2 separate regions of the Mus musculus genome follow, and region 2 is linked to region 1. Evidence: chromatin loops called from intact Hi-C (ENCODE). Cell type or tissue: left cerebral cortex. All regions are shown on one strand. Links, peaks and the distances in the headings refer to the core of each region. The heading gives the core; the rest is flanking DNA.

What was found. Hi-C counts contacts between places; a loop is a spot of excess contacts. Peaks named below come from ENCODE experiments on the same cell type or tissue, not always from the same donor. Only the 100,000 strongest peaks of a DNase experiment are listed, where the experiment ranks them.
Region 2: it touches region 1 in a loop (5-fold over the local background); 23 of 42 quality-filtered maps call a loop at or near these places.

Annotation. Positions count from the first base shown.
Region 1 is chrX:94,429,855-94,435,728 of GRCm38, forward strand. No RefSeq gene overlaps it. Among named protein-coding and RNA genes, the nearest start is that of Gm14827, 9.9 kb to the right of the region's middle. In left cerebral cortex, for the core only: a CTCF peak has its summit at 2,312 (motif pointing right); DNase peaks (open chromatin) are centred at 2,112 and 2,280.
Region 2 is chrX:94,537,715-94,543,588 of GRCm38, forward strand. Maged1 (melanoma antigen, family D, 1) reads right to left here and starts at 4,311. Exons shown (of 13, transcript NM_019791.3): 1 at 4,178-4,311; 2 at 3,537-3,610; 3 at 2,141-2,833; 4 at 893-1,567; 5 at 731-794; 6 at 470-549; 7 at 260-351; 8 at 1-41. The coding sequence starts at 3,581. In left cerebral cortex, for the core only: no CTCF peak of the experiment used is centred there; DNase peaks (open chromatin) are centred at 2,816, 3,249, 3,723, 4,437 and 1 more place; H3K4me3 peaks cover 2,544 bases; H3K27ac peaks cover 2,222 bases.

The DNA.
Region 1 (5,874 bases), core at 272-5,271:
AGAGTGTTGCATTCAGAGTGCCCGGAGTCCTGTCTTCCTGGGCCATGGTTGCTTACATTTTGCTTAAGAGCAAATTATCTCTTATTTGCTTTGAGGTGAGAACTGTGCTTTGTGTGGACACTTTAGACCTTAAAAAGCCCATGGGATAATCATCCCCAAACACAAAACACAATAACAACAATGAAAGAAAGGCCATGAACTGAAAGGGGGGTCTAGGGGCTAGGGAGAGGTTGGAGGGAGGGAAGGGAAAGGGGAATGATATAATGATATAATTTTATTTTATTTTAAAAATTAAGGTACGTACATAAATGGGTGATGGGAGTGTAGCATGATTTTTTTGTACTAGGTATAGTACTCAAGTCTGTGCGCGCACATGTATGTGTGTGTGTGTGTGTGCGTGTGCGTGTGCGTGTGTACGCATGTGTGTGTGTGCGCACGTGTGCTCATGCTCATGTATGCTGTCTTTCTAAGTAGCCCAGGCTGGTTGAAAGGATGTTAGGTCAGATGCACAGATGCTGTTTAAGTGGACTAAGATAATTTTGGCTATGGATTTATAACATTTCACCTCTCCATAATCATAAAGTTCAAGCCATTCAGCCTTTCAAAAGTGATTCCCCGCCCCACATCAGGAACTTTCCAGGGAGTTTAAGGCCAGCTGAGCCACACAGCTGAGGATAATTTTGAATTCATAATCCTCCTGCCACCAGCTCTGAAGTGCCAGGAGTACAGGTGTGTATGTTTAGCTTAAATATGTAAGGTCTCATGTAAGATACTGTGATTTTGAAAATGAGTACTTTGTGACTGGGGATATAGGTTCAAGGTGTTACATGTGCATCATATGTGAGAGTCCTTGCAATCTCTCACACCAGGGAATGTAATGAGAGAAAGACATTTTAAAGGACCAGTCTGGCAGTGAGAACCTTCCATTATCTTCAACCACAGTTTCAAAACTTGGGAAATGAGCACAGTTGCTTGCCCTATTCTATTCCTTCCTAAGGGAACTCTAACCCTGCTTCAGCTCTGATGTTCTCTGGCCTCATCCCTCCTTGGTGTGCATTGATTGACTAACCTTTAAAATATCACACAAAGACAGCATTCAGGAGCACCGTTGTCAGGTCACAATATAAGGCCTGCTCCTCACTCCTCTCCGGTGTCTTCTTTCATCCCAAAGCTTTGGTTTTCAGAAGTACACATTCAATCCTTAGCCAGATAGTGGTGTAATGGGTACGATTACCTCCAAGCCTCGGAATCCTAATTTTAACAGGAGAGTCCATCTTCCTTAAACATGTGTACAAAGGGTCCTGCAACAAAGCAGCATACAGGTAGGAATTACATATAGGAAAAATATTATGTGTAGACACACCGATGAAACATAAACACATGCAAAGATGTATTTAAAAACTTACTAACATGAAATAGAACTAGAATGTTTATGGAACTTAGTTTTCAATGAAGCACCTCCATGCTTGCTTCCATGCGTTCCAGGTTGTGTTATACCCAGCAAAAATACATTAGAATTTTAAAGGGTTTCTCTACAAATCATTGGTTAAGTAAAAAAGGGTGGTGCTGGAGCTTGTTAGGGCTACAGAATGGAGTTTAGAGGTTATTTTGGGGTGATTGGTATGCCTAAGGAATGCTAAGTTTACTCATTTTCATGATTTCTGTTTTCCATCGTCCTTTGCTCTCTGGGGCACTGAACACAGAGAACAGCATAGAGATTGTGTAGGCCAGGGGATTGTAAGCTCTTGTTTTTCTAAGCAAAACTTCGTCAGGGGCAGAAGTTCTGACCTGCTCAGATACATGCTGGCGACTGGACACTACTGGACAGCACAAGAAAGCTGTCTTCTGTGCTGCCCAGGGCCTCCTCACAGGTGTGGAGACTTTGGGATGGATAAAGCAGAGGGCTCCTGAAACGTGCCATCAGCTCATCTAAGTATGCTAGGAGGTAGGTTGTTAGGATCCTGGAGTGAGGGCTAATGCTCGCAACCTCATTTTGAATCATTGTGTAGGCTCAAAGCCTGCCAATCCAATGATTTACTACCTTATGTATTTCCTATGTGCTTTGGACTTCCTGCTGCTGTTGCTATGGCTCCGAGGGTGGGACTAAAGGCTGTCTTGCCGGACAGGTTCTGGGGCTGATGTACTTAGTGCATATAATTCTGTATAATGTGACACCCCCTAACCCTCTTTTTTATCCCACCTGACTTCCAGGGCCTGCCTTTTTAGGTTGGTGAAGAGCCAGAAAAAAAAACTAGATCAATTTTTGTTCACTGGTTGAATTTAGGCTTTCTGACCAGTAGATGGTAGTGCTGCTCCTTTCTCTCGCCTGCTGCTCAGTTTCTCCTCTGCCCTTTGTACTTGGAAAAAAATGTGACGCAGCTTTGTCACCCCCTTCTTTCTTCTTTTTGTCGGTGTTTTTCATTTTTCTTTTTCTTTCTTCTTCCTCAAATGCTATAGATTCCATGGGATTTTCAATGGGGTAATATTATCAGGGTTCTTTTACTAAAACACAGTATGTGGTTTCTGGGTAACTCCAACTAATATTTTCTCATTATTGAATGTTCTCTTACTTTAGTTGTCTTGGCATGTAAATATATGCTTTAGTATTGAGGCCATATTTTATTTGATTTATAGATGTCAGTTAACATCACTGTGAAACATTGGAATCCAGATAATGTGTCCAGCCAGCATAGCCATAGACTCTTATAAATTTCCTAACAAGTCTTTCATTTAATGGCACGATTTATTTTTTCTTGAGGTGTATACTTAATTAATATTGAGTATATTTACTGTGTGATATTTTGTTCGTTCATCCATTCATTGTGTAATATTCAGTGAGATGTTTACTACCACCACAAAAACATAACTCTCCTCTCAAAGGGAAGAGAGTTTAGTTTGGAGACGACTGATGCTGGCTCTGGAACACAGATGTAGGTTACCCAAAACACCAAGTTTAAATGTGGTAACAGTTTCATAATTTTTATGGTAGCAAAACCACAATTGAGGACCCTTTTCAAGTACACTTAGATGGTCAGATGTGAGAATTCTTGGAAAGAAGTTGAGTCTGCAAAGGCTTATTGACTGTTTAAAACCTTGTAGGGCGTGGTGGTGCCTGCCTTAATCCCAGCAGCAGGCAGATCTCTGTGAGTTTGAGGACAGCCTGGTCTACAGAGTGAGTTCTAGGACAGCCAGGGCTACACAGAGAAACCCTGTCTCAAACAAACAAAAAGCCAAACAGCTTGCTTCAATTATGTGGAGCGACTGGACTGTTGCAGTTTGAGGGCCTAATTACAGTTTGTCTTGGGTGACCTTTAGCCTATTAAATTGCTTTTTCTCTTCCCTCTCTCTGTCAGACTTAACATCCTGACTAACAAATAAAACATTTAGGAAATACATTAACAAAATTCAAGTTTTCCACCAACCAAAGGACTAAAAGCATCAGGTGGCATCCAGGGCCTACAGCAGGGTTCTCACCTGCCCGCCTGATGTGCCCACTGACGTATTTCGAAGTGTCTTGATTTATGGCCTTCTTTTTTTCTGTCACTATAAAACATTTGTGAAATTTTTGCCTCATTGAAACATGGTATTTTGGGGAGCTCTAAATCTGTGTTCCTGGGCCATGATAATTCATATTTGACTCCAGAATAAATCCCATCTTTTATTACTTTGAGGTAAGACTGTTACTTTCATTGACAGTGGTTATAATGAAGGCCTGGGGGAGCTCTGCTCCAGGCCTCAGACTCTCTTCCTAGCCTTGGGATTTACCAAGTAATCACAAGACTGCTGAGGCCCTGCTAGGGAATATTCAGGAGTTATGATGGCCCAAGATAATTTGGCTTTGGTCCTGCAGCATTCCAACCGACTAAAGCCTTATAGAATGTTTAAAGTAGATGTGGCGTTTTCTCTGAGAACTTTAGTTCATGCCATTTATTATTCCATTAGGGTAAAAAGGTTGAAATACTTTGAAAACAAAAGTTCATAAAGTCGGGTGTGGTGGCGCACGCCTTTAATCCCAGCACTCGGGAGGCAGAGGCAGGCGGATTTCTGAGTTCGAGGCCAGCCTGGTCTACAAAGTGAGTTCCAGGACAGCCAGGGCTACACAGAGAAACCCTGTCTCAAAAAAGTGTATGTTAAATACAATGAATTTCACATTGCATAGTGATTTCAACTTTATTTTTAAATGAGATTGTTAACATGAGATATTTTTCTGTTCTTTTTTAAATTTATGGTTACATTATGTATCTCTGGCTGGCCTGAAACTCATTATGTAGACCAGGCTGGCCTTGAATTCCTGAGTACTACACCACCATGGCCTGCTTATGTGTCTTTTAGCATACAGTTGTTTGTATTTATTCATGTATTTGCTGTAATCATAGTCTGTTATAGAAGAGTAGGTGAGCAGCAATTGATCACAGGTCAGCCAATCCTGAGTGAGGGACAGGAGATGCCTTCTTCTCCCTAGCCATATTGAAAGGGAAACAGGTTCAGATCCCTAAAGCTGGAGTTGGGGAGATGGTAACTAGGAAGCCTCTAGTGCTTCATCCGACCGATGATAGAGGAGTATGTGGGAATTCTGAAGTGGATACACTCAGACAGAGAGGGACTGTGCCTTAGAAAGCATTGCATTTCTAGCAGCATCCACTTAGCATTCGTTAGCCCTTGGAGATTCAGGGACCACACTCGTGCCAGGCCACACTCATATGTACTATAGTTCTCTGAAGTGACCAGCCTCTGGCATGTTTGAAAATGGAAGAAACCAAGAAGAGTAGATATTCTTAATGGTTTTTGAAATGACCCTGAACATAATGCTGCCACACTTATACTTTGATATATACCTCTATGTGCCTAATTATTTGATCACTATAGGATGGACTTTTTTTTATAGTATTAATCACATTAATCCACAGGCTCTTCATCTTCTGGTGTCTAATTTCTTCACTGCTTTAAAGTTTTTATTTTATAGGTCTTTCATTTCCTTGGCATATTAGTTATTTTTCTGTGGCTGTGATAAAAGACTATGCCCAAAGGAACTTTATGGAAGAAATAATTTATTTTAGATTTATGGTTCCTAAGGGATTAAAAAGTCCATCATGGCAGGGAGGCATAACAAGCAGCACCAGGCATAGCAGCACCAGGCATAGCAGCACCAGGCATAGCAGCACCAGGCATAGCAGCACCAGACATAGCAGCACCAGGCATAGCAGCACCAGACATAGCAGCTGGATCAGCAAGCTGAGAGCTCACATCCTCAGCCATCAGCAATAAGTACAGAGAATAAATTGGACATAGGGCAAGGCTTTAAATTTTCAATGCCTTCCCACAGTGATATACTTCCTCCTACAAGGACATACTTCCTTCTTCGACCTCCCTAAACAGTATTACCATCTGGGGACCAAGTATTTGAAATATCAAAGCCTGCCTATGAGGGATATTTCTCATTTAAATCAGCACAGTTGGTTGGGTTCATTTCATGGAATTTTATTATTTATTTATTTATTTATTTATTTAAGTTTAAGGATATTATGAAGGGAGTGTGTCCCTGATTTATTTGTCAGTGTGTTCACCTTTGGTATATAGCAAGGGTACTGATTTTGTATGTTGATGTTGTAATGTGACACTTTGCTGAAAGTATTTATCGGCTCTAAGAGTGTCCTGGCAGAGTCTGTAGGGTCCTTCATTTACAGAAAAAAATCATATGCAAATAGGGATACTTTGACTTATTTTCATTTCCTTTTCTTGTCTTTTTTTAAAATTTAATTTTATGTTTTTACTTATTCACTTTATATCCTGCTCACTGTCCCCCTCCTGGTCACCTTCCCACACAATCCTTCCCTCATCCTCTTTCCCCTTCTCCTCTGAGCAGGTGGGGACCCC
Region 2 (5,874 bases), core at 380-5,379, 110 kb after region 1:
GAATCACTAAGAGGAGGCCAAGCTTCGGTGTGTCTTTGGTCCTAGAGGAGTATAAAAAGAATATAGATATATACATACCCAGCAGCCATCTGCATGAAAAACCCCACAAGCTTACCAATTTAGCTTCTCCAGTATTCCTCAGCAGAGATCATTATGCCCCCACTCTGCCCATGACCTCCTATGTGACTGAATACTGAGACTCTTAGGGGAAAAAAGCATCACTTAGAAAGACCATACTCCATCTCCTTTCCCATCTTACGTTCCCAGTATGCCAGCCAGGGACTCAGGGGTACTGATGAGAATATACAGATGCTCTTCTTTGTCGATTTCCTTCAGCTGGATTCCAAATTTCTACAGAAGAAAACCGATCAATGACGGCAGTTAGGATAACCTACCAATAGGCAGGCAGTCACAGCCCTGTAAGCCCTGTCCTTGCCATCATTCTTGTTTCTCAGGTCTGACTCTTTACCTTCTCCAGGACAAAGCATGCGCGCTCAATGATTTCTGGATAGACATCAGTGTATTCTCGGATGATATCCCTCAGCATTTCTGTAGGAGAGAAGGGAAGCACCTGGAGTGAGCTGGACCGTCCAGTGCCAGCCCCTGTGCCAGCCCTGCTGAGGGTAGCCCAGTCAGGTTCTTCTCAAGTACAATCAGCAGCTATGGGAGGGAGGGGACAGAATAAGCAAAAGATGCCCCTATCAAGGACATCAAGGACAGAACGACCTACCTGAGCGCTTGATGGGCACCTTCGTGTAGTCTTTAAGCATCAGGTACTTGACCAACTTATTTGCCTGGGGAGAAGTAATTAAAATGATGTTTGTAGAAAACGTGGCCGCCGGTTATAAATGGAAGGACTGCAGTAAACTAAGTGGAGAGGCACAGCACTTACTCTTTCCTGAAGAAGGGCCACATCTCGGGGCTGTGGAGGACCCTGGTTCTGTGAGGCACGAGAGTTGGAGGAGGATCTCAGATTAGGTGAGGGTCGTAAGTTCTGCCAGTCAGGTGGAATTGGCCAGTCGGCGGGGATCCAGTCAGGTGGAAAAGGCCAGTCGGAGGGAAAGGACCAGTCAGGAGGCATTGACCAGTCAGGTGGTACCTGCCAATCTGGAGGGCCCTGCCAATCTTGAGGGCTCTGCCAACTAGGTGGAGCCTGCCAGCTGGGTGGGCTCTGCCATCCAGGTGTACTCTGCCAGGCCATTGGGTTTGGCCAGACAATTGGGCCAGGCCAGACAATGGGGTTTGGCCAGATCACTGGATTCTGCCAGATCACTGGGTTAGGCCAGATCACTGGATTCTGCCATGCAACTGGGTTCTGCCAAGCTGATGGTGTCTGCCTAGCTGGGGGACTCTGACGTGCTGCTGGTGGGGTCTGCCTGGCTGTCTGGTTTTGCCAGCCTGATGGGTTCTGCCAAGCCAGTGGTGTCTGCCACACCACATTAGGGGGTGCTCCAGGTGGGTTCTGCTGAGTGGTCACTGGAACCGGAGCAGACCTCCAGTTCCCTGAGGCCAGTGAGGCACGCCTTTGATCCCCACTGTTGTTCTCTTCCACATTCAAGTTATTAACCTGTATAATTAGAGAGAAGAAAATTTCAGGGTCACTATTAATCCTGGGTCCTCCCAGTTGCTATCTTAGGAAGTACCTAGGAATCTTCACCTACACCTCACTAGCCACTGGTCACTTTGATTCTCTTTGTCTTTCAGACAGGCGTTTCATCTCCAAACCAGACAAAGGAAAAAACAAACAAACAAACAGAAAGTGGGACCTAGATTTCTCCTTTTCCTGTGTGACTACGGACAGTGCTTGGTTTCACCCTGAACTCGTTTCTTCCTGACTCTGTTCTCTCTAGAGAGTGAGGTACATCTTCAAGATCTAATTGATTCTGTGTGAGCCTGCCTAGCTTAAGACATGGTGTTTAATGTCAAAATGTAAGATGGCCTACACACATATTGCCTGTGTCCTTGTATCAACTCATCATCAGCCTGTGGACAACCTGGGCTCAGGAATAATAGTTACCTTAGCACCCCCTACAACTGTGCCAAAATACAGATAAATCCATGCCCTTTATTGTGTTTGGAGCCAAGGAAATTGGAAGAAAGGAGAGAGCCCAAAGCAAAGGGAAGCTAGCTGGGATCTCACCTTGCGGGTCCTCTTGCCCCGAATTATAGTCCGGGACTCCACGTTCTGAGTCTGGGAGCCATCTGCTGATGTCTGGGCTGCTGCACCATCAGCTTCAGAGATACCTGCGCTGGTCCCTACGTCAGCCATTTTGGCCTGATTTACATTCTGGGTCTGGGCATCAGCTCCAGGGACCTTAGTAGTGTCATTCCAAGCCTTAGCTGTCTTAGGCTGGTTGTTGGTCATCTCATTGGCACTGGGAGACTGAGGGAAATTGTAGGTGGTACCGGGGCCAGCCTTAGTGCTATTCTGACCCTTAAAGGCCATTTCAGACTTTTTAGCTGATTTGCCTGTGGGTGCTGCCTGGGAAAAGTCAGAGGCAGCATGTGGACCTTTAGGGGTGCCATTCTGTGACTTAAAGGCCGCCTTAGACTGATTCTTGGGCATCTCCTTGGCATTACGTGCCTGAGAGTAATCATTTGGCCCCTTTGTGGTGGCATTCTGGGCCTTAAAGCCTGTCTTAGGCCTGGCAGCAGCTGCTGAAACCTCAGTATCAGCCTTCTCATTGGCAGTTGGGGGCTGTGAACTCTGGGGACTAGCATTTGGCCCACTGGCAGCTGCTGTGGCCTGGCTGGTGGGCGGAGCCTCGGAGATCTGGATGGCTTCCATCAAGGTCTGCACAAGCAAGGCGCTGTCTTCAACAGAGGCCTCAGCCTGCAAACACAGGAGGGGCAACATTTCAATCTCTGAGCCTTACATGGCAGACCAGAGGAGGGGGGGGGCGCGGCGCAACGCAGCAGGGGAGCTGTAGACAGGCGTCACAGTACTCAGACGTGGGGGCAGAGGCGGGTCAAAGGGAGGCGGGGCGCGAACAAAATTTAATTAAGGGTAGAGGGGGCAGGGCAAGGTGAGGGACAGTCTGTGGCAGCAGGGGCTGGTGCGGAATGTGGTGCAAGCTCTGAGCCCCAAATGGGTTTAGAGACGGACTGGTTAGGCTTGAGGTGGGGAGCTCAAGACCCGAGGAGGGAGGAATCAAGGAGGATAAGCCGAGAGGGTGGAGGGGGAGTCTCGCGGCGTGGAGAAAGGGAGGGTGGAGGCGAGAGGTTGGGGGATGGGGCGACAGACTGCTCTACACGCGTCAGGGTTATGGAAAAAAAATGGTTCCTTACCCAACCCGCATTCTCTGGGCAGAATGCCCTGACTAACAGGGTCTCCCCTTTCTCTAAGCAGGGACCGATGGCTGAAAAGGGCCGCCCCTCCCCCCCATTCGATAAACGCTAGAAATCTGAGAGCCCGCGGTGTCTAGGCCGGAAGAAGGGCAAAATCAGATCCTGCCATTCGCGCGACCTAAGGGGCCGGGGGTGGGCGTAAACTGTCAGCAGGGGAAAAATGGGGGAATTGGGAGCGGGGTCCTCACCTGGAAGCCGCGGAGGCCTGCACCGCCGTCCGGTTTCTGAGCCATAGCTCTCGTCTCCCTGGCAAGAGCAGAGCCTAAGGGGGGGGGTGTGGGAGAGAGGAGCTGGGCATTACACTACAGAAGGAAAAGACATAGGACCGAATTCTGTGTGCGTGTGTGCTTTGATTCTGGGGGCGGGTGAGGTGCCGAGTCCGGGGGGAGAACCAGGCCTAAGCGGAGCGGGAAAAGTAACCGGTCGTCCCGCTAGACCATCTCCAATCTCAGACGCGGCCAGGGAAAAGCTTCAGCGCTGCCGTTTTGGAGTCAGAGAGGAGCTGTGGATGCGGTAGTTTACGGGGGCGGGGAGGGAGGGCGGCGAGCGGGGAGACACGGGCGTCCGAAAAGTTGAATTAAGGTTCTGAATTCAGAGGAACCATCTAACGGGATCAAGGTCGGGAAATAGGATTCGGGGAGGGAACTGGAGAAAAGATTCAGGGGGACGGACGGAGTTTCAAATTAGAAAAGGGTCGGGAGCAGGGTCTGAATCCGGGAGCAGGCAGAGCAGGGGGCTTCCGAATCCAGGGTGAAGGGACTGGGAGAAAAGAATGGCGGAAGGACGCCGCGCCAGGGGGGCAGATGCCCCGTCTGGGGGCGAACCTCACCTTGCCTCAGGGCCGAACCCCAATCCCTTCGCTGTTTCCTTCTTCGCGACTCAAGAGGATCGGGAATGGCTCTGTCCGGCTCTCGGCACCCGCACTCTCTCCGCGTCCAGGAGAAAATGCCAGCGCGGCAGCTCGGGCGACCCCGCCTCTCCGCCTAATATACCACCCACCGCCTCTGGACGCGCCGCGCATGCGCAGCAGATCACTGTCCAAATAAGAGTCCCGCTTGCTTTCCCAACAAAAGCTTCATCCCAGAGCCATTGTTGCGCATGTGCACTTGGAGGAGAGCCCGCCTCCTTGCCAGCACACTATCCCACCGCCAACCAGGTTGACAGTGGACAAAGGTTCCTCCTCCCCTTCTCCTTACGCATCCACTCCTTCAACAGATGCGCAGCGCCTTTCGGTCCCACCCCCTGGCCCGACACACCAGCCCCCTACCTTTCTCCGCAATGCGTCTATGCTCAGTCCCGCCCTTTTTCCCGAACTCTCTCTAGCCAGGTCCGCAGCTCCCGCCCACCCCCGTGTGCAGAGCCCCGTAGGTAGGCCCCCCGCGGGGGTCTCTTATTTCGAAACATGCTAGGCCTCTGCTGAGTTCACCCACTCTACGACGCAGAAACCTTAAAGGCCAGAAAAAAAAAAAAAACCATTGCAGAGATACCGGAGCAAGGGTCGCCCGGGGGGGGGGGGGATCTATAGGTTTCCTCTCACTGGACTCAGAAAATGAGCTTTTTCTCTCGCCCTTTTGGCAGTTTTTGCCCATCGAAACCCTTTTTGAGGGCTGGGTTAGAGAGGTGAGGGAAAGGCGTTGGGCTGTGGGGTCTGCCCTGGGGCTTGTTTTTCTTGCAGGCTGTTTTAGGGAGATGGATGGAGTGCAACATTCTCATTTAACACACCAGGTAGCTAATGCAGAAGCCCGGGGCATTGAGCTGGTACCACACAGAAAGGCCAGAACCTGCCCCAGCACCGCTGCGCAGGCTGGTAATCCCAGCACTCTGGGGACTCAGGGAAAGCCCTGAGTTCCAGGCCAGCTGTGCAACTCTGAGACTTGATCTAAAAGACAAACAAAACCATCCATGAGGGGCCTGGATTTTCCTGAGTGTAAAATCTAGTCTGAGAACAGGGGCACTCCTTCAACCTCTATTGGAATAACAAGCTGTCCTCTCCCCAATATTTGTTCCATGGGAATAAGGCTTGTGTTCTAGGAGGCCTGGCATGTGTGGGGACCCTTTAGGTTCGTTCTGTGCTCCTCTTAGTAGGCAGTCTCCAGGAGCGAGACCGCAGGCTTTCTTGGTGACTGCTGGAGCGGCCAGAGCATTCAGGTGTGTCTGCCTTGTTCTTGCAGAATGAAGCTGGCCTTGGCTTTAGAATTCCGGGAGGAGTGTCTGCCCTATCTGTCCCTCGCTGTGTGAGTCCCCTGAGATATAGTCACTACACTTTAGTGGACTTCTCTGAGCCTGGTTTACTCACTACTATCCAAAACAGGAATCCCGCAAAGAGGGTCGTGCCCAAGGACACACAGCCAGCTGTGCTTCCAGGACAGCTGGGGAAACAAACGCAGAAAGATGGCATACAGATGCGAAATGACTCAATCCAAACCCATCCGTTTCCCAAGTCCCGGGCAGACCTTAGCGCGTTTCCCATTTATTGTGGCGTCAGCTCCTGTGAGGAGCCTGCATAGGAAAGAAGGCTAATGCTAG